Linked DNA regions of Homo sapiens: region 2 is linked to region 1. Evidence: read pairs that join two places in POLR2A ChIA-PET (ENCODE). Cell type or tissue: GM12878. All regions are shown on one strand. Each heading gives the region's core, and the rest is flanking DNA. Links, peaks and the distances in the headings are about the cores only. Region 1 overlaps RABGAP1 (RAB GTPase activating protein 1). Region 2 overlaps RC3H2 (ring finger and CCCH-type domains 2).

Evidence for each region. ChIA-PET counts read pairs that join two places held together with the same protein. Peaks named below come from ENCODE experiments on the same cell type or tissue, not always from the same donor. Only the 100,000 strongest peaks of a DNase experiment are listed, where the experiment ranks them.
Region 2: POLR2A ChIA-PET joins it to region 1 with 8 read pairs; 4 of 35 experiments call an interaction of 5 or more read pairs at or near these places.

What each region holds. Positions count from the first base shown.
Region 1 is chr9:123,001,874-123,012,881 of GRCh38, reverse strand. It overlaps RABGAP1 (RAB GTPase activating protein 1), which reads right to left. Exons shown (of 26, transcript NM_012197.4): 11 at 2,354-2,528. Among named protein-coding and RNA genes, the nearest start is that of GPR21, 26 kb to the left of the region's middle. In GM12878, for the core only: no CTCF peak of the experiment used is centred there; no DNase peak of the experiment used is centred there.
Region 2 is chr9:122,870,138-122,881,145 of GRCh38, reverse strand. RC3H2 (ring finger and CCCH-type domains 2) reads left to right here. Exons shown (of 21, transcript NM_001100588.3): 6 at 352-552; 7 at 1,021-1,153; 8 at 1,273-1,391; 9 at 3,563-3,675. It overlaps SNORD90 (small nucleolar RNA, C/D box 90), which reads left to right and starts at 827; the gene lies at 827-933. In GM12878, for the core only: no CTCF peak of the experiment used is centred there; a DNase peak (open chromatin) is centred at 5,465.

The DNA of each region.
Region 1 (11,008 bases), core at 1,428-9,427:
TTTGTACACTGCGTTAGGGAGAATTAAAAGATAGCATGGCTACACAGTTTTCTTTAGTCCCAGTTCTCCTGTTATTAACTCTTCACTATAAAAATGAATTCTAGGGGGTTACCCATACTGCCAATATTTACTGAGCACCAACTACATATCAGATGTTGTGGTATACGCTAGGGAACAACATGAGGCAAAAGCAGACACTCTTTTCCTTCACAGAGCTTATGTTCTAGTGTTCCATGATTTCCCCCAAGGGGTACACACTGCCATTAGTCCTTATCTCTCCCTAGTTAAGAACTATCAGTAGAGGCCTTCTGAACCCCCTAAAATTTTATTTTTAAAAAAGGTATGTCTGCTATAAATTAAAACTTGATGCCAGTCCTGAGGAACCTTTAGTCGGGCCCAGATTTCTTTGTAACCAGCAGATATTCCTCAAAATCTATGGTATGAAGATTTGAGCATTCTCTGGTTTCATAATAGTGTCTTTCTCAATTTTTGTGTTTGTTTTGTTTTATTTTTATCGCTGAGTGTTAAGAGAGGAAAGTTATGTAAACTTTTACCCACTCTGTCATCTTAACCAGTGTTGACCTAGAAGAGAAACTGCAAACCTCAATCAAGACTGTTACACAACAGACAATTTCAAACAGTGGGAACAATCCACCTTTCCCAGATATAACATATGACTTAAATTGGCTCTCCAGGGGGACTCTGAATTGCATCTCTGACATCAAAAACAATACATATGCTTTTTCCATACTTCAAAATGCTTTATGTGAACTAAATGCAAGAGATGATGATAGACTACAGCTATGACTGTGGATTCACAGACCTAGATCCAAATCCTGACTCTGCCAATTTCTAGCTGTGTAACCTTGGGCAAATTCACTTTTCTGAGATTCCATTTCTTTTTGTTGTTGTTGTTGTTGTTGTTGAGACAGAGTTTTGCTCTTGTTGCCCAGGCTGGAGTGCAAATGGCGCAGCCTTGGCTCACTGCAACCTCCACCTCCTGGGTACAATCAACTCTCCTGCCTCAGCCTCCCAAGTAGCTAGGATTACAGGCATGCGCCATCACACCCAGCTAATTTTTTTGTATTTAGTAGAGACAGGGTTTCACCATGTTGGCCAGACTAGTCTCGAACTCCTGACTTCAAGTGATCCTCCCACCTCAGCCTCCCATGCTGGGATTACAGCCATGAGCCACCGTGCCTGGCCAGATTCCATTTATGTGCAAAGTTAGGTTAACAATAAATCCTATTTTTCAGGATTATTATGAGGATTATATTAAGCACAGTAATTAGTGGCCATTAGTATTACTAATAAATGATGCTAAATTGATTAATCATAAGGGCAATGGGAGTTATAGCAAACAGTAGGTATTGGAAACTCAGTGCTCACTCTAAACATGAAGAAAGTCAGTGCTCACTCTAAACTTGAAGAAAGTACATGGATACGTTTCATTTAACCAAATCAATCATTCTTGCCATCCCCATGCTTTTGTTAATGCAACTTCTTAACTAGAAATTCCAAGGAACTCCACTGATGACTACTAGATTCTCCTTGCACTTAAAAGTCCCAACTGAAAAACTACTCTTTATGATGCCCCACAACATTCCCCACAATGAAAACCGAATTCTCCTCTATGAATTTCCAGAACATTTCCTGTGAGCTTCACATATAGATGCATGGCTCACATGATCTTATATTGTAATCAGGTTTTCTTCCATTAAATTCGAAGCCCTGGTAGTAAGTTAGAAATTAGAAAACGACTCTCATTCATGTTTCCTGTGGCTCCCTTCCTTCATGCCTCATTAAAAGGTAATTATATCTTTTAATAGAGAATGACAGATTAATTCAATAGATTTAGCCAGAAAAAAAAAAAAGAAACAAAGAACCAGTGGATTCTTAACGTTTATCAGTGTAAAACATAGTAATATATAAACGTATATATTTATAAATATATTTGGTAAAAAGGGTCATGTGTGCAAGCCACATTTTGGCACAGTGAATTTGTTCCTGCAAAATGAATGTGTTGAGATAGGAACATTTCTTTAGGTGTAAGCTGTGTCAAACTTGTTCTAAAAAAAAATGTGCTAATATACCAAGCTAGCACTACACTGATTGTTTAAAAGGAGCTAATTATAAATCTCATTTTTCCAACTGGGTTACAAGTATCTTAAAGAAAACTCAATGTTAATCATTTTTAAATCTCCCACAGCTACTTACATATAGTAAACTCTCATAAGGAATTCATTAAATGAATTATAAATGCCGTATCACATTATCAATCCCCTGATACGATTTTAATAGTTTGCATGGTCTTCCACCCCCAAAAATAAATTAAGCTATCCCTACAGTTTACCTTCCTCTTCATCATCTTCTGGAGGAGAAGGTATCACTGAACTTTGCGATCCAGACTGTGGCAGGCGAACTGAAGGACTGGCTGTAGTTTTCCTCCTCTCTCTTTCTGATTCACTTTCCAAGCATACAACTTCATATAAAGTGTCAGTATTATTCTTTCTCTCCCTTTGCTTTATCTTGAAGATGAAAAAATATTATTTATTAAGCAGTAAAGTTCTTTATGTTTTTAATTAATTGCAGTGTTTTTAATGTTTTTAATTGCAGTGATCTCGGCTCACTGCAATCACTTCTGATTTCATACAGGATGTGAAAATAAATGATGTTTTTTTGAGTATCTACATTAGAAGTAACTTTTTAAAACAGAAAAGCATATGTTTAGATCTTAAAATTCTTAGGAAAATTGGGCATTTACTAAGCAGTACTCTAGTTCTGCTTCAAACCATATTGGTTTGTCTTCAAACCATATTGTCAAGTATCCAACTACCAATGTTTAACCAGTGTCAACTAAAGAGCTAACAGTTCTGTATCTCCCAAATTAGTGAAGGCATCCTTCAAGGTTTCCTATATAAAACTACACAGAAAAAGTGTTTTAAATTACTCTAAAACATAAACTTCAAGACTAAGAAAATTCTTACTTCTAATAATGTTCCAGTGTTTTATCCCCACTCCTTTTGCTTAAAACAGTGTAGAGAACTTTTTCTTCAACTGAAAGCTACAACTTGGAGTTGGGGTGGGGTCAGGGGGAGGTGAATGGCAGAGAACACATCAACAGTAACCACAAAAATGTTGATTACTCCAACTGATTGTATTTTAGTTTTATTTTGAGGCAAACATATAATTTAAACTGACCTAAATTAAAAATTTAAACCAGGAATATAAAACTTTACACTACAATACACATTATAAGTACATTAACATTCCATATTACATGTAAGTAAGTATACTAACATTCTTCCTTCCATATAAGGAAGGTAGCATGAAATATAGGGAAGAATAAAAAGGGAGAGCTATAGGAAAAGGTACAGAGAAAACTAGAAAGGTGGCTATACAAAAATATATATATACACACATACCAAAGTAAAAACACAGAAAGGGAGATGGGGGAATAAGATGTTCATGAGCTATAGAAATATCAGCCAGAGCAGATTTTTATCATTGCAATGTTCATTTGGGTTCTTAAAATAAATTAACCCTATCATGGAAGTAAGGCCACGATAGTGGCAACATGCTCTTTCAATATCATCTTGAAGCACTGTTTAATACAGAAGTCAGTAAACTTTTCTGTAAAGAGCCAAATAGTAAACATTTTAGGCTATATGGGCCAGTTGTCTCTATTACAACTACACAACTCTGCTGTTATAGTGCAAAAGCAGCCAGGCAATAAATGAGTGAGTTTGGCTGTGTTCCAATAGAACTTTATTTACAAAAACAAGTGACAGGCCAGGTTTGACCTACAGGCCTGTCTGTCAACTTTGGTTTAACATGTCCACCCAAGGATTACTTAATTTTCTAGATGAATATGCCATTTTGACTTAGCTACTTACTATTAATTAAGGACTCAGACTCTGAAGTTACATGTTAACCTATAGATTTGTGTCCAGGAGATATGCAAATGATTTCTGTCCAAGAGAAAATATAACCCAAAAGTTACCTAAAGGACATTAACCAGTTTTATTTCTAATCTAGTAATCTTTTTGTAACATTCTTTTTTTTGAAAGGAAGGACCATGTAAATCCAAGTTCCACAAGTACTCAGAGTTTTGCTACCTTTCTGGTTCTCTCATTAATTAATACACTGAATTAGAATATTTGATACATGTTCATTCTAAATTGATAATTATGATTTTTAACTCTTGAAAATTATACTTTAATAAGAAAGAGAATTTAAAATTTTTGTTTTGTTATAAATTGCTCTTTGAAACATCAGACAATTGGTATCCTAAACAGTTCAAAGATCAGCAATAGCTCTTTTTTTTTTTTTTTTTTGAGATGGAGTCTCCCTCTGTCGCCAGGGCTGGAGTGCAATGGCATGATCTCGGCTCACTGCAACCTCTGCTTCCTGGGTTCAAGCGATTCTCCTGTCTCAGCCTCCCGAATAGCTGGGATTACAGGAGCCCGCCACTATGCCCAGCTAATTTTTTGTATTTTTAGTGGAGACGGGGTTTCACCATGTTGGCCAGGCTGGTCTCACGATTTACCTGCCTTGGCCTCCCAAAGTGTTGGGATTACAGACATGAGCCACCGTGCCCGGCCAGCAATAGCTCTTTATCTTAAAAATAAACAAACCAACGTGGTCCACTTAGAAACTCTTCTGTATGTCATAATGACCAAAGGACACGCTGCCTTTTGAAGTCAGATAAATACAGTCAATTACTGGACCAAACTTGTAAGCCAAGGACTCTAACTATGAAAAATGTTAATTGTTGAAGCTGGGTAATAGTACATGGGGATTCGTTATACTATTTTACAATTTCTGCATATGTTTGAATTTTCCATAGTAAAAAGCTTTTTGAATTATATATGTTAAATATAAAACTTTTATATATTAAATTATACATATAATTTAAACATAGGTTTTAAATTATATATAAAATTTAAACATAGGTTTTAAATTATATATAAAATTTAAACAGGTTTTTAAATTAGATATATTATATTTATGAAATATATGTTATAAACATATAAAATAATTAAAAGCAGTCAGATGAGACAAAAAAGGGTAGACTTGAATAAATGGAAAGACATCCCATGTTCCTGGATAAGATGACTCAACATCATAAAGATGTCAATTTTCCCCAATAAAAACATCAGCAGTGGCCAGGCATGATGGCTCATGCCTGTAATCCCAATACTTTGGGAGGTTGCGCATTTTGGGAGACTAAGGTGGGCAGATCACCTGAGCCCAGGTGTTTGAGATCAGCCTGAGCAACAAAGGCAAAAGCCCATCTCTTTCTTAAAAAAAAAAAAAAAAAAAAAATACAAAAACTTAGCCAGGTGTGGTGGTGCGCATCTGTGGTCCCAGCTACTCAGGAGGCTGAGACAGGAGGATCACTTGGGCCCGGGAGGCAGAGGCTGCAGTGAGCTGAGATCGTTCCACTGTACTCCAGCCTATGTAATAGAGCAAGACTCTGTCTTGGAAAAAAAAAAAAAAAAAAAAGCCAGGCTCAGTAGCTCACGCCTATAATCCCAGCAATTTGGGAGGCCTAGGCAAGTAGATTACTTGAGGCCAGGAGTTCAAGACTAGCCTGGCCAACATGATGAAAGCCCATCTGTACTAAAAATACAAAAAATTAGCTGGGCCTGGCAGCACATGCCTGTAATCCCAGCTACTCTGGAGGCTGAGGCAGGAGAATCACTTGAACCTGGGAGGTGGAGGTTGCAGTGAGCCAGGATCATGCCACTGCACTCCATAGTGAGACTCTGTCTAAAAAAAATAAAAAATAAACCCACAAACAAATGAAAAACACCAGTAGTTTTTTTTTTCCAGAGCTACACAAGTTGAACATAAAGTTTATATGAAAAATAAACAAGTAAAAAAATCCAGGAAAACCCACAAAAAGGAGTATTTGAGGAGGGAAGGTAGACCTACCAGATATAAAAACATATTATAAAGTCTACACATTGTCAGGTGCAGTGGCTCACGCCTGTAATCCCAGTAGTTTAGGAGGCTGAGGCGGGTGGATCACCTGAGGTCAGGAGTTCGAGACTACCCTAACCAACATGGTAAAACCTCGTCTCTATTTAAAATGCAAAAAATTAGCCAGGCGTGGTGGTGCAACCCTGTAATCCCAGCTACTCGGGAAGCTGAGGTGGGAGAATTGCTTGAACCAGGGAGGTGGAGGCTGCAGTGAGCCAAGATCGCACCATTGCACTCTAGCCTGGGTTGACAGAGTGAGACCCCATCTCAAAATAAATAAATAAATAAAAATAAAGTCTACATAATTACAACCGTGTGATTCTAATGCAAGACCAGAGGAACAGAATATAAATACCAGAAAGAGGTTCAAACACACAGGGAAATTTCATATATGATAAGTGTAGCATTTCAAATCACTGGGTAGAAAAGTTAATAGTTTTTAATGAATGGTGTTGGGACAAGAGAATAGCCATTTGGAAAAAGATTAAATCAAATCCACACTTTACGCTATATACCAGAGTACACAGGAATAAAATACTAATGAATCAGAAATCTAAAAGAGTAAAATGAAACCATATAAGTAACAGGAGAGTAACAGAAGAGTGTATTCTTTTTGTAACTTGGGAGTTAGGAAAGCCTTTCTAACTATGATCTCAAATCCAGAGAGGTTTAAAAGAAAATACTGATATATTCAAGTACATAAGAAGAAACTGCATGACAAACCCAAAAAGAATCACCATGATGTAAGCTAAAAGATAAGTGACAAACTGGGAGGACTATCATATCTCCAAGGGTTAATCTCTCTTGAATATACAAAGAGGTTCTGAAAATAAAGACGAAAAAGACCAAAGTCAAAGAGAAAAATAAGCAAAAGATATGAATAGAAAATTCACAGAAAAGTCACCCTTATACATTAAAAAGGCAGAGGATAAACTAAAACTATTCTTAGACACCACTGCCTCACAGATCCTTAAGTCTGACAACACACTCGACAACCCTGCAGAGAAACAGGTATTCTCATACCCTGTCCATGGTTACACCTTCTACAGAAGGGAATTTGGCAAATATAACAATAGCATATGTACGTTCACCTTATGTGTCAGTGATTATACTAATAGGAGTCTATTCTAAGATGCACTTTCATAAAATCAAAATAACACATACATAAGATTCCACACTGCAACATTATTTGGAACAGCAAACGACTGGAAACCAGTCCAAGTGTCCATCAATAGCAGACTGGTTGAAAAGCCCATAGTTCATCCAAATAGGACAGTACTAAATAGCCATTAAAACGGAAATGAGGAAATCTCTATGCACTGATGTGGAATGATCCCCAGGATATATTAAGTTTAAAAAGCAATGTATAGGATAAGACATATGGAGTATGCTAATTTTTATTTCAGAAGGAAGTTAAAAATATACAGAATTTTATCTTCACAAAAATGAAATCAGGATAATAAACCATAAACCAATAATAATTGTTATCTATGGGTATGGGGGTAAGGAGATACAAATGGAAGCGGACTTCCGAGTATACATTTCTACATAATTATGACATTTATAAGTATTTTATATATTCAAAAAAAAAAGGAAAAAAAAAAATCCCAAGCCCCTAAGCTAAAATAAATGGAAACAAATGAACCTAACTATATGTCAAACGGTAACAGAACCACAATAAAAAATTATTCCCAGTGATTTTTAAACAGCAACCATTTTATAATCTTACTGAAACATATTCAAAGGACAAAAAGAAGTTCCATAAAATCTTAAATTTCACCCAATAATTCTATTATTAACTGCAAGACTTTTTTAGTTTTTTTTTTTTTTTTTTTTTGAGATGGAGTTTCACTCTTGTTGCCCAGGCTGGAGTGCAATGGCGCGATCTCGGCTCACTGCAACTTCTACCTCCCAGGTTCAAGTGATTCTCCTGCCTCGGCCTCCCGAGTAGCTGGGATTACGGATGTGCACCACCACACCCAGCTAATTTTGTATTTTTAATAGAGACAGGGTTTCGCCATGTTGGTCAGGCTGGTCTTGAACTCCTGACCTCAGGTGATCCATCTGCCTCGGCCTCCCAAAGTGCTGGGATTACAGGCATAAGCCACCGTGCCTGGCTGACTTTTTTAGATTTTGATGAAGATAAGGCAAATAAATTATTTACTGTTACTGTAAATAAAATATATGCATATAAATATTTTAAAAAGAAAATCCTGTAATGTCAAATTATTACTGAAAATACGTGAATGAACTCAACTGAATCAGGTAAATATCACCAACAGATACTAAAAATATTAGTTAATTAGTTATTGGCTGGGCATAGTGGCTCATGCCTATAATCTCAGCACTTTGGGAGGCTGAGGTGGGAGTATCATTTGAACTCCAGTTTGAGACCAGCCTGGGCAACATGGTGAAACTCCGTCTCTCCAAAAAATTAAAAAATTAGCCAGGCATGGTAGTGCACCTTGATCCCAGCTACTTGGGAGGCTGATGTAGGAGGATCACTTGAGCCCAGGAGGTCAAGGCTGTAGCGAGCCGTGCTTTTGACACTGCACTCCAGGCTGGGCTGCAGAGTGAAGGAAAAAAAAAACAAAAAAGACGTTGTTGAGATACAGGATATTTGGAAGTTGCCAAAGCGTCACCCCCAAAGATTACTTGCTAAGTGTCAAGAAAAACCCTATTTTACAAAGGAGAGATCCAGTGGTCACCACCTTAATTAAGTGATCACACTTCCCATCAGAAATACTGGAACAACCTAATATCACACACCTCTCAATTCAGCAGTGGAATGGAAAGCATTTGTATATTTTTATCTTGAGAGGAATGTGTGTACCACACACATACACTCTCAGCAAATTAAAATAAGAGGCCCGGGTATCCAGTTATAGTTATACTAATTATCTGTACAACATTGGCCATACCACTTAGTCTTTCAGATATCAGCTTCTTCATTTATAAAACAGTAATTTTATGAAAGATTTTAAGACCCCTATAGTTTAATTGGCAATAAAAATGACATTATTCTATAGTTATAAGAATGTTTAATTGGTCTTTTGTTCGCCTTATGTCACTATTGGAAAATCTATTCATTAGCTCATTTTCTTGCTCTTTCAGTAAGTAGTATAAGAAAATTTAAGTCCAAGAAAGCAATCCTCCTGTCCCTACTAATGTTTAGTTTCTTCTCTACTATGATGCTATCTTAATATAACAGTCTCACAGATGGGAAGGCTTCCAGGATAAAAGGAATTGCTGAGTCACCAGATAATTTTAGTGAAAGGAAAAAGAATCAATTTTTAAACAGGTCTTAAAAAGCATTTACATATTGTTTTCCTATACTGGCAGCAAAAAACAGAAATGCTGTATGTTGTATATTCTTAAATTTGCTTTGTAGCATTGTTTCCTTTTCAGTCTAAGGAGAACGGAAAATGGTTAAAATTTTAAATTATGCTTAATTTCAGTAAATCCTAAAAATACTCTTATAGATGAAAAGACAAAAGTAGCATGTTTCTCTGGAGAGTGTCCTGGCAGAGACTTTTAAAAGGCTTAGATATATGTTTTGTTCATATAACATCCCATAAAATCTACTGCTAAATATCTTTGGATCTCAGTTTCCTCATCTATAAAGTGAAAATACTATTTATCCTCATTGAATCACTGTGAAAACTACCTAAGATTTTAAAAAGTGAAGTAGCCAAGACAATGATGGTCACAGTTGAACCTCAAATACTTTTTAATGCCATGAATGTAAAAGAGGGAATACATTTAGTTTATTAAGTTACAAGGGGTGAGATTAACAGTGTTCTAAATGCTTTAAGACAGCGAAAAGTTGTTCAAATTCTTCCCATTCTACCTCTCCTTTCCCACTCCCTAGCACTCCCCCTAAATCCCCGCACAAACACAAAGACTTATCCAAATAAGGAGAAAAATAAAAGATTATCATCGGGAATTTCCTGCTCTCCCCCGAGCTTCCACATACACACTTCTGCTTTTTGCAAAGAAAACAGTGAAAACTCGGCTTAAGTTTAGTTTGTAGCCTTAATAAAGAGTCCAGAGCAGTCTCTTAGGCTGCATTTCAGGTATGTTTTTGGCTGGTTTACCCTGTCAAGTCATTTTTTAGCCTAACTAAAAAAAAATTAAGTTATTAATAGAAGTTATGTTATTATTTGAATAACATACTGTATGATAATATTTTAAAAGTTTTACATTGAATTAACATGTAGCTCTGATTATGGTTGCTAAAAATAAAAAATAAATTTTTAAAAATAAAATTAAATAAATTTGTTTCCATAGAAAGATATATTCTTCTATACCCAACCACAAAACCTTGTAAACCCATGCAGTCTTTGAATCCAAGGTTGTATAACATTAGATGTCAAAAGGAAATGCAAGATCAGGGGAATCTTATTTATGTTCACTAAAATGAGATTAAAGGGTTAGAATGCTAATTAAACAGAACTATTTTTACATACAACTTTTACTGAAAATTATTATATAACTATTCTCAGGCCAGTAAGTAAAAAAAAAATATATATATATAATAAAAATATATATACAACTAATTTCTATTTACCATCTAGAAACTTTTTTTTTTTTTGACGGAGTTTTGCTCTTGTTGCCCAGGCTGGAGTGCGATGGTGTGATCTTAGCTCAATGCAACCTCCACCTCCCGGGTTCAAGCAATTCTCCTGTTTCAGCCTCCCAAGTAGCTGGGATTACAGGCATGCGCCACTACGCCTGGCTAATTTTGTATTTTTAGTAGAGACAGGGTTTCTCCATGTTGGTCAGGCTGGTTTCAAACTCCCAACCTCAGGTGATCCGCCAGCCTCGGCCTCCCAAAGGCTGGGATTACAGACCATCTAGAAACATTTAAAGATCATTCTCTCTTAATCTCTAAACTTTCAAAGTGATGTTTGTAAACTAGTTTAATTTCTGATGCGTTCTTCTCCCGGGGCTCACCCTCCATCTAAATAATCAATGCTGTTCTGATTTCATGACTTAGTGCTTTTTTATTAATTTGGTG
Region 2 (11,008 bases), core at 1,634-9,633, 130 kb after region 1:
CTTTCAGCTGGGAGAAGCCTTTTCTGAAATCCCTTTCTTCTCCCTAATTTAATTCCCTTTCCTCTTTGTTGCCATCAAGCCTTATAACTTTTACTATAATTTTCTACTTACAAGTTTCTCTTTCTTACTAGTGGCTGAAATCATTGAAGGCAAGGATTATGTATTTAGTTATGTAAGTTCTGTTTTGTTCCAGAAAGAATTTGTGGTCAGGACATTATCTTATCTTTGTACCTTATTTCTGTGGTGTCTGATATGTAAGTATCCCCCACCCTCCCTGAAAAAGGAATAAACGAATCAGTTGAAGGGAGAAAGCACAGACCAATTCTGATTTTTCTCTTTTCTATTTTTTAGGTTACCAAAAGAGATGAAGACTCTTCCCTAATGCAGCTGAAGGAGGAATTTCGGAGTTATGAAGCATTACGCAGAGAACATGATGCCCAAATTGTTCATATTGCCATGGAAGCAGGACTCCGTATTTCACCTGAACAGTGGTCCTCTCTTTTGTATGGTGATTTGGCTCATAAATCACACATGCAGTCTATCATTGATAAGGTTTGTGAAATTAGAGATGCTGATGTTCTATCATTGCTGTTACATTGAAGAGTATTAGAATATTCTAAAGAGTCTATACACAAACAGTTGGAGATTCCTATGTTTTTAAATGTCAGACTCTTATAAATTATCCTTATTTTCTTTTTATTTTTCTACTTGCAAAATAAAGGGATGCAACAGGGAAACAAATACATGATACTAGCATAAAAGCAGTGAGGCTTACAAAGTCTCAAATTTATCTATATTCTGACCTCAGAGAGTTAATACAGCTTATAAGTTTTCTAAGTGTCTAATGATGAATTTCATAGGGCAGATTCTGAGGTGAAAATTTAATTCATCACTGATACTCCTACTGTGGAATCTGAAGACACTTGAAAACGTATTAAATATGTTGATAAATTGAAAGTATTTGAGTATAAATGTGTCATAAGAACCAAAGTAAAAAGCATTCTCATTTCTGTTTGTTAGCTACAGTCTCCAGAGTCATTTGCAAAGAGTGTCCAGGAATTGACAATTGTTTTGCAACGAACAGGTGACCCAGCTAACTTAAATAGACTGAGGCCTCATTTAGAGCTTCTTGCAAACATAGACCCTAATCCAGGTATGTGGGAATATGCTCAGTTGCTTATATTTTTTTCTACTTTTGAGGTGAATAACACAAGAGAATTACTGCTAACATTCTTCCCCCCCAACCCCCATGCCCTTGGTGGCTTATTTTAGACGCTGTTTCACCAACTTGGGAGCAGCTGGAAAATGCAATGGTAGCTGTTAAAACAGTAGTTCATGGCCTTGTGGACTTCATACAAAATTATAGTAGAAAAGGCCATGAGACCCCTCAGGTAAGTACATTTATTACATTTCTGACTGCTGTTGTCTCTAACTCAGTTTCATCCTGAACATCTTAACCAGCTGTTTTGTTAATTGGACTCCGTATGTGACTCATAAGTTTCTATCATCTCTATTCTTTTGGGAGGAACCCAGTTTTTAGTGTACTTGGTAAACATTTCATAGCACACCAAGAGTTTAGAGGGTATCTTGGGTGTGAGTATACTTTATTGCAGAATATTTTTGACCAAATGTAGATAATTGATTCCAAACGTTTTGTCTCATTCTTTTCTACTGTGGGAAATTGTCATTTTTTTTCTGTATTGAATTTCTATATGTAAATTTATGGAATTTGAATTTTCTTTCTTTTTTTTTTAGACAAAGTCTCACTCTGTCACCCAGGCTGGAGTGCAGTGACGCTATCTCAGCTCACTGCAACCTCTGCCTCCTGAGTTCAGGTGATTCTCCTGCCTCAGCCTCCCAAGTAACTGGGATTACAGGCAAGTGCCACCACGCCCTGCTAATTTTTGTATTTTTTGTAGAGAGGGTTTTACCATGTTGGCCAGGCTGGTCTCAAACTCCTGACCTCAGGTGATCTGCCCACCTCGGCCTCCCAAAGTGCTGGGATTACAGGCGTGAGCCATCGTGCCTGGCCGAAATTTGAATTTTCAAGATACTTTTCAGTGTACTTTAGAAGTTAAGATATAAACCTGGCCAGGCACAGTGGCTCACGCCTGTAATCCCAGCACTTTGGGAGGTTGAGGTGAGTGGATCACTTGAGGCCAGAAGTTCGAGACCAGCTTGGCCAACATGGTGAAACCCCATCTCTACTAAAAAAAAAAAAATACAAAAATGAGCCAGGCATTGTGGTGGATGCCTGTAATCCCAACTACTGAGACGGCTGAGTCAGGAGAATCGCTTGAACCCGGGAGATGGAGGCTACAGTGAGCCGAGATCGCGCCACTGCACTCCAGCCTGGGCGACAGAGTGACTCTTGTCTCCAAAAATATAAAATAAAAAGAAGTTAAGATATAATCCTTTATACTTATAACTTCTATTTAATAAATTATTATGAGCCATTCACTACATTCAATGTTTTACATGTATTATTTCTTATCCTCACAGCCACCTGCAATGTAGTTGCTGTTTCCAAGCTGAAATTCAAAGAGGTTAAATAACATAAGATTGTGCTGTCAGGGGGCTGGGCGCGGTGGCTCATGTCTATAATCCCAGCACTTTGGGAGGCTGAGGCGGGCGGATCACAAGGTCAGGAGATCGAGACCATCCTGGCTAACATGGTGAAGCCCCATCTCTACTAAAAATACAAAAAATTAGCCGGGCGTGGTGGCAGGCGCCTGTAGTCCCAGCTACTTGGGAGCTCTCTGAGGCAGGGAGAATGGCCTGAACCCGGGAAGTGGAGCTTGCAGTGAGCTGAGATGGCGCCACTGCACTCCAGCCTGGGCAACAGAGCAAGACTCCGTCTCAAAGATAAAAATAAAAAATAAAAAAGGTTGTGCTGTCAGTAAGAGCTGGGATCAAACCTACACTTTGTACTCTTCTCTCCTTATTCTTAGAAGATATTATAACTTAAAATATTAAAAACAAATGTTTTCATCCTAGGCTCATAAGAATAAGAATGTCTTAGATTTTGATGCAAATTGTAGAAGTAATAGTGAAATTTTAATATTCTGCCTCATTGTATGAACTCAAATAGTTTAAGCCTGAGAGTTGCACCCTCAAGCTGACAAGTGAATTGGTAATTTTTCACTTCTAGGTGGAATTGTATTCTACCTTTTCTGAGAAAGTTTAAGTAGACAAAGCTTTTGGTTTTTTTTTAATGCTTTTTAAAATTGTTTGATTTTGGTAGCAGAATTTTAAGACAGCAATAAATTGATGAAAAAATATTTTCTTTTTCTGGGCATTCTGTTAACTAATGAATAAATGGACATAACATTTGAACCAGTTTCGAATAATCTTCAGAAGGAATATCTGAAGTGCCAATTCAGGGTTATGTCACATAACTCACAACAGGAAACAATGGAATATTAGTTGTTTCAGCACAAGAATTACTTGTCTAATGTGAAAAAGAATTAAAGGTGTAATTATAAAGTTCTGAACTTCCTAGAGTGAATAACAAATGGAATCTTCACCTTGCCACTCATTGAATGTGTTCCCATTTTTGTAGCCTCAGCCAAACAGCAAATACAAGACTAGCATGTGCCGAGATTTGCGACAGCAAGGGGGTTGTCCACGAGGAACAAATTGTACATTTGCCCATTCTCAGGAAGAGCTTGAAAAGTAAGTGTTGAGAATTCTGTTTCATATGGGTTTAATTTTTGATTTTTATGGGAATGTTATATACAGTCCTGAAGTTTGTGATGACTTTCAAAAATGCAAGTTAAGGGCTGGGCACCATAGCTCATGCCTGTAGTCCCAGCAGTTTGCGGGGCTGAGGCAGGAGGATTGCTTGTGCTCAGGAGTTTGAGACCAGCCTGGGCAAGATAAGGAGACCCCCGTCTCTACAAAAAATTTAAAAATTAGCTGTGTGGCCCACAGTTGTGGTCCCAGCTGCTCAAAAGACTGAAGTGGAAGGATTGCTTGAACCCCATAGGTCAAGGCTGCAGTGAGTGTGTTCACACCACTGCACTCCAGCCTGAGGGACACAGCAAGACTCTGCCTCACAACAAAACATATAAGATCTGGGTACAAGATTTACATAAGTGATTTAGAACTTTACTCAGTGGTCATATTTTGAGACCATTTTATAGCTGGAATCCATATTTATACTGAGCACCTGTGCAGAATGAAAATACTTGCAGTCTTATTTGCTCAGATTCAGTTAAACCTAGCAGCAAAGTCTCAGGCAAAATGGTAAAGCAGATATATATCCTTTTTACGGCTTTTGGTCTTTTTAACATTCTTTTTCCCTGTGTATTCTTTCTCTTCTCCTATGGTTAACCCCTTTTTCTATGTCCCTTTACCCGAGACCTAAAAGTTAATGTATGTAAGGTTTAATACTATTATCCAATTTTTGTTGTTTTGTTTTTTAACTAAGACTTTCATTTTTGAGACCTCACCAAAAAATTGATCCCAGCTTTTCTACTTTCTGCTGGCCAGTGTATCAACTTTTTTTTTTTTTTTGAGGTGGAGTCTTGCTCTGTCGCCCAGGGTGGAGTGCAGTGGCATGATCTTGGCTCACTGCAACCTCTGCCTCCCCTGTTCAAACGATACTCCTGCCTCAGCCTCCCGAGTAGCTGGAACCACAGGCGCCCACCACCATGCCTGGCCAATTTTTGTATTTTTAGTAGAGACAGGGTTTCACCATGTTCACCAGGCGGGTCTCAAACTCCTGACCTCAAGCGATCTGCCTGCCTTGGCCTCCCAAAGTACTGGGATTACAGACGTGAGCCACCACACCTGCCCTGTCTATCAACTCTTTGTGGGCATATTCATTTTGTTTTTAGATACTTTAAACAAACTGAGCTAATTTTCTCCCATACCTCCTCCTCCTGCCTTCCATTGTACTCACCTCGTGTACCCAGTTTAGCCATCCAGCCTGTTATATATGCTGTGTTATAATAATCATATTTGTCAGCTGTCCTTCCTTAGCTTTTTCTGCTTAATCAGTCAAAAAGTTCTGCCAATTCATCTTCCTATATATTTCTCAGTTCTTTATTCTTCTTTCCATCCTTGTGATCCAAGCTGTCATCTCCTTTTCTCGATCCCTTGTTGCCTTCTCACTAGTCTTAAATCTCTCGCTGTCCACCCCTTCTCCCATTATTTCCCTTAAAACAGAAATATTTTAAAAGCACAGATTTACTCATACCACCCTTCTTCACCTAAGCCTTTGATAGCCTCTCATTGTCCTGTAGATTAAGAAATAAAATCTATGTTGTGGCCTCTAAGACCCTGCATCATCTAATCTGTGTCTGCCTTTCTGATCTCATTACACAACACTAATTGTACTCAAGCCACACTGACCTTCTCTCAGTTTGTGGTATGCACTGTGCTCTTTCCCACCTCAGGTCTTTTACATAATGCTGTTACTCCTAGCCTTGCCTTTGAGACCTTTCCTTTGTCTAGCTCATCCTTCGCTTTTTCAGGGTAATTCCCCTGACACTTCATACTAACCAGCTTCCTCTTTCAAACACTTATCACATAAAATTAATTAGTGGCCTGTTTTAGAGCTTGACAAACTTCTTTATGAAGTCCAGCTAGCAAACATTTTTGGCTTTGTGGGCCACAGAATCTGTTACAACCACTCAGCAGTGCCACTGTAGCAAAAAAACAGCCACAGACAATGCATAAATTGGGCATGGCTGTAAACTTTATTTATAAAAACCCTTTACAGAAACTATGGCCCATGATCTGTTTATTAAATGTTTGTCTATCTTACATAAGTGTAACCCCCGTGGACTATATCTTCATTGTTGTCTCCTTTCCTCAGTGGCTAGCTTGGGCACTGTACATAATGAGCTCTACAAGCAGCAGCATTGTGATAGAGAGAAGATAAGTGTGTGTGCAGTGAAAAGAGCAGAAACATGCTTCTCTTCTCAGTTTTTTTCCCCACTTGAAGTGCCTAGAGAAGAGGATTAAGGAGTCCTAAGGAAAAAAGATGCTGTTTGTACCCAATCGAACTAGTTCTATATACAGAATTTCACATCAAGATAATTTGGGAGACTCCAGGAAATACATTCAGCTTGTCCATACCTGAAATAGAGCTTTTTAGCTAAAAGGGGAGCTTTTGAGAAAGTTCGACTAAAAAAGTCAGAGAAGAAACTGTGGTTTCATTGCCATTCCACCCTCAATTAGTGCCCAGGCTGAAAATCCATTTTCTTCTTTCTCATACCTTCAAACAGACTTCACATTCTTCATCTGCAGTACCTAGTTCAGAACTTTATTATATTTTGCCAGACTTGTAATAGTAGCAGTAAAAATAATAATAGCCAAACTAGGTGTAGTGGCTCATGCCTGTATTCCCAGCAGTTTGGGAGGCAAAGGCAGGAGGATACCTTGAGTCCAGGAGTTTGAGACCAGCCTGGGCAACATAGTGAGACCTCACCTCTACAAAAAAATAAACAAAATTGGCTGAGCATAGTGGCATACGCCTGTCATCTTAGCTACTCAGGAGGCTGAGGTGGGAGGATTGCTTGAACTCGGGAGGTCAGGTCTGCCGTGAACTGAGATTATACCACTGTATTCCAACCCGGGCAGCAGAGCAAGACTCTGTCTCAAAAATATAAATAAATAAAAATAATAAAATAATAAATATATAAAATATCACTCATTCAAAAATAATAATAATGGCAAAATTATTGGTCACATTTTTAGTGTTTCACATGGTAATCCAGTTGGTTTTACTGCTTCAGTGGCTTTTTATCCAGTATCTTCCTATATCTCAATCTGTCTTTTCCATTTCCACTATTTTCTTTTTAAAATATGTGTGTCTCCTTTAAATTCTTAATTAGTTCCTCAGTACATCACAGAATCTCATCCTGATTTTATCCTCTAGCTCTACTCTGCCATTTGTATACTTTGTTTTTAAGGTATATTCAATTAATCACTGTTGATTACTATATAAATTTCTTTTACTCTTCTTTTCACTTGTCTATATTGTTTATTCCATATTGTATTATTTTCTCTCTCCTCTTTATCTGGATAACTATTTCTAATCATACTCAGATATTATCTTCCCTCCACAGACTTCCCTAGGCAGTGTTAATTGCATCCTTCACCATGCTGCCATAGCACTCCATACATAGTAGTTTAAAAATTATGGTATAGTTAGCTGGGTGTGGTGGCAAGCACCTGTAATCCCAGCTGCTCGGGAGGCTGAGGCGGGAGAATGGCTTGAACTTGGGAGGCAGAGGTTGCAGTGAGCCGAGATGGCGCCACTATACTCCTGTGTGGACGACAGAGCAAGATTCCGTCTCAAAAAAATAAATATAAATAAATAAATAAAAATTATGGTATAGTTATAAAACTACAGTATTATAATTGTTTATTTACATGTGTGTTTTCACTGGACTTCATTTATCTCATGGGTTATTAATCTTTTTTTTTTCTGGAGACAGGGCCTCACTCTATAGTGCAGTGGTATGATCTTGGCTCACTTGCAACTTCTGCCTCCCAGGCTCAGGGGATTCTCCCACCTCAGCCTCTCGAGTAGCTGGGACCACAGACACACGCCACCATGCCTGGCTAAATTTTTTTTATATTTTTTGTAGAGATGGGGATTCACCATGTTGCCCAGGCTGGTCTCGAACTCCTGAGCTCAATCTGCCCACCTCAGCCTCCCAAAGTGCTAGGATTACAGGCATGAGCCATGGCACCTGGCAAGGGTTCTTCATCTTTATATTTCCTGCATCTAGAAAACACCTGATAACATAAACTCAGTATGTTTATGTGGAGGAGCAAATAATATACAGTTCTTACTTCTTATTTCCAACCAGCTTCACACTCTATTGCTGTTTAAACAAACAGGGATAATACAAAGGATTAGAAAAGTAGGTGATGTGACTGTCCTTTCAGTTTAAAAAATACATATTGCTACCTCACTCTGAGCTTTTTGAGGATAGGCTGTTTGTCTTAGTTCACATAACACCAGAAATTCAGCAAATGTTTGTTCAACTTAAATAAATTAATTTTACCTATATTTTCTTTCTCTATTATACACCCCTCTAACCAAACAAAATGTGGATGCTCAATAATCCCTTCTTAGAATACATATTTATTATATGTAAACATAAAATAAATATGTAGAATAAATATTATGTAAATATGTGGATATGTTTTAGAACTAGGATGTTGGGGTTATGTTCCAAAGAATTGCTACATTCTGGGGAGTGTCAAAAGCGAGGGATCAACCAACTCAACAAATAGTGGCCAGGAGCAGTGGCTCATGCCTGTAATCCCAGCACTTTGGGAGGCCAAGGCTGGTGTATCACTTGAGGTCAGGAGTTTGAGACCAGCCTGGCCAGCATGGGGGAAACTCTGTCTCTACTAACAATACAAAAATTAGCCGGGCATGGTGGTGCACGCCTGTAATCCCAGCTACTGGGGAGGCTGAGGCACGAGAATCGCGTGAACCTGGGAGGTAGAGGTTGCAGTGAGCACCACTGCACTCCAACCTGGGTGATAGAGTGAGACTTTGTCTCAAAAAAAAAAGTTATAAAAGATTATTATATACTGGTTACTATTCAAGATGTTTCTAATGGAAAAAGAGGAACAGTAAACATGTAAATAAGCAATTTTGGCCATAGCAAAGAATTTGGATTTTATTCTGTTTGCAATAAGAAGTCATTTTAGAGTTTTATTTAAATGGAATGATGAAATTTTCATTTTGTCTTAGACATATCACTCTGGTGTCTGCATGGATGGAGACAAGTTAAACTTCTATATTGGTCCACAGGTGGGAGTTTGGTAGCTCGGGTAGGACTATAGCAATGGAAATGATGAAAAGTAGTCATACTTAGGATATATTTTGGAAGTAGAGCTGACAACATGGACCAATTGAATGTGGGCTATAAAGAAAAGAGAGGAATCAAGGATGACTCCAAGGTATGGAGCCTGCATAACTTAGTGGTCTCTTGCTGAAATGGGAAATGCATCAGGGCAGAAAATCAGTGGTTCTCTTGGCCATAATGATGTTTGAAGCTTATTCTATATTAATGCAACAAATAATAATTGGGGGCCGGGTGAGGTGGCTCACGCCTGTAATTCCAATACTTTGAAAGGCTGAGGCAAGAAGATCACTTGAGCTCAGGAGTTTGTGACCAGCCTGGGCAACATAGCAAGACCTTGTCTCTACTACAAAAAAAAAAAATTGGCTGGGCATGGTGACTCACTCCTGCCTGGGTGATGGAGACTCTGCCTTTAAAATAATAATAATAATTGGGCACTTGGGATGTTATGAGACAGTGTATTGTGTGCTAAAGATAGAGAGATGCAAGAAAGGCAAAAGTCTTGTCCTCCGGGGGCTTACATTGTAGTAAGAAGACAGACATGAAATAAATAAATATAGCATAATATCTTGTAATGACAGGCAGTATGAAAAAAAAACACAAAGGAGAAAAAGAGTGATTGAGAAAGGGGAGATCTCTTAGATAGAATAGTGTAGGAAAGACTCTTAGAAGATACAACATTTGGCCAGGCGCAGTGGCTCACGCCTGTAATCCCAGCACTTTGGGAGGCCGAGGCAGGCGGATCACAAGGTCAGGAGATCGGGACTATCCTGGCTAACACGATGAAACCCCCCCCCCCACTAACACGGTGAAACCCCGTCTCTACTAAAAACAGAAAAAATTAGCCGGGCCTGGTGGTGGGCAACTGTAGTACCAGCTCCTCGGGAGGCTGAGGCTGGAGAATGGCGTGAACCTGGGAGGTGGAGCTTGCAGTGAGCTGAGATTGCGCCACTGCACTCCAGCCTGGGCAACAGAGCGAGACTCCGTCTCAAAAAAAAAAAAGAAGATACAACATTTGAGCAGGTAGTCAAAGAAGGTGCCCACGAGAAAAAAAGATAATTACCTCAGTGAAGTCTTAGAGGAAGGCAAATGGGCTTGAGACCTAGGCCACAGGTGGTGAGACTGGCTTTAGTCAGGAACAGGAACTCATTGTCCCTTATCTTTAAGAGGAATGTGGCTACAGGTGCAGGAAGGTTACTGGAATTGGTAGCGGAAAGATAAATTATTCTCCTCTGCTTTCATCTATTTTCGTGGTTAAGTGGGAAACAATATCATCTAGCTGTAGGAGGGGTGGTTGAAAGTGGAAGGGAAAAGGCTATTGGAGATGGGAAAATGAACTTAGTAAAGAAGCGTATTAATGAATTATTTATAATTTTGAAGGGATTATAGACAGCGTGATTGCACAATTTTTCTCCAACATTTAGCTGCTTGGTAGCAGGCACAAAATAAGTAAAGAATTGGATTGAGCTTTTACCAAATGAGATACAGAGGGAGTGGATCAAGGGAGTTAAAAATTATTTACAAGGGAGGGATTAATGGTAGATAGTGGATTCTAAGATGGGTAAGAAGGGATTTAAAAAGAATAGGGAGAGTTACGCATGGTGGTGCACACCTGTAGTCCCAGCTACTCTGGAGGCAGAGCTGGGAGGATCACTTGCATTTAGGATTTAAGGCAGTCTAGGCAACATAGTGAGATCCTGTCCCTGAAAAGGCAGCCTTTAGCTGCCCCAATACTAAGAATTCAGTGTATATCCCTACTTGTCACTTGCTTTACCTCACTTGGTTAAGATTTTATTTCTCCTGACTCTTTTTTGAGAGGTTCATAGTTAAAACTTTATTTTTTGCTTTCTAGAGCAACCTTGTGGATTATCTCAGTTTGTTGTTTTTTTTTTGTTTGTTTGTTTGTTTGTTTGTTTGTTTGTTTGTTTTTGGAGACAGAGTCTTGCTCTGTCGGCCAGGCTGGAGTACAGTGGCACAATCTCGGCTCACTGCAACCTCTGTCTCCCAGGCTCAAGCAATTCTCCTGCTTCAGCCTCCCAAGTAGCTGGGATTACAGGCATGTCCCACCACTTCTGGCTAATTTTTGTATTTTTAATAGAGACGGGGTTTCACCATGTTGGCCAGGCTGGTCTTGAACTCCTGACCTCAGGTAATCCACTCGCCTCAGC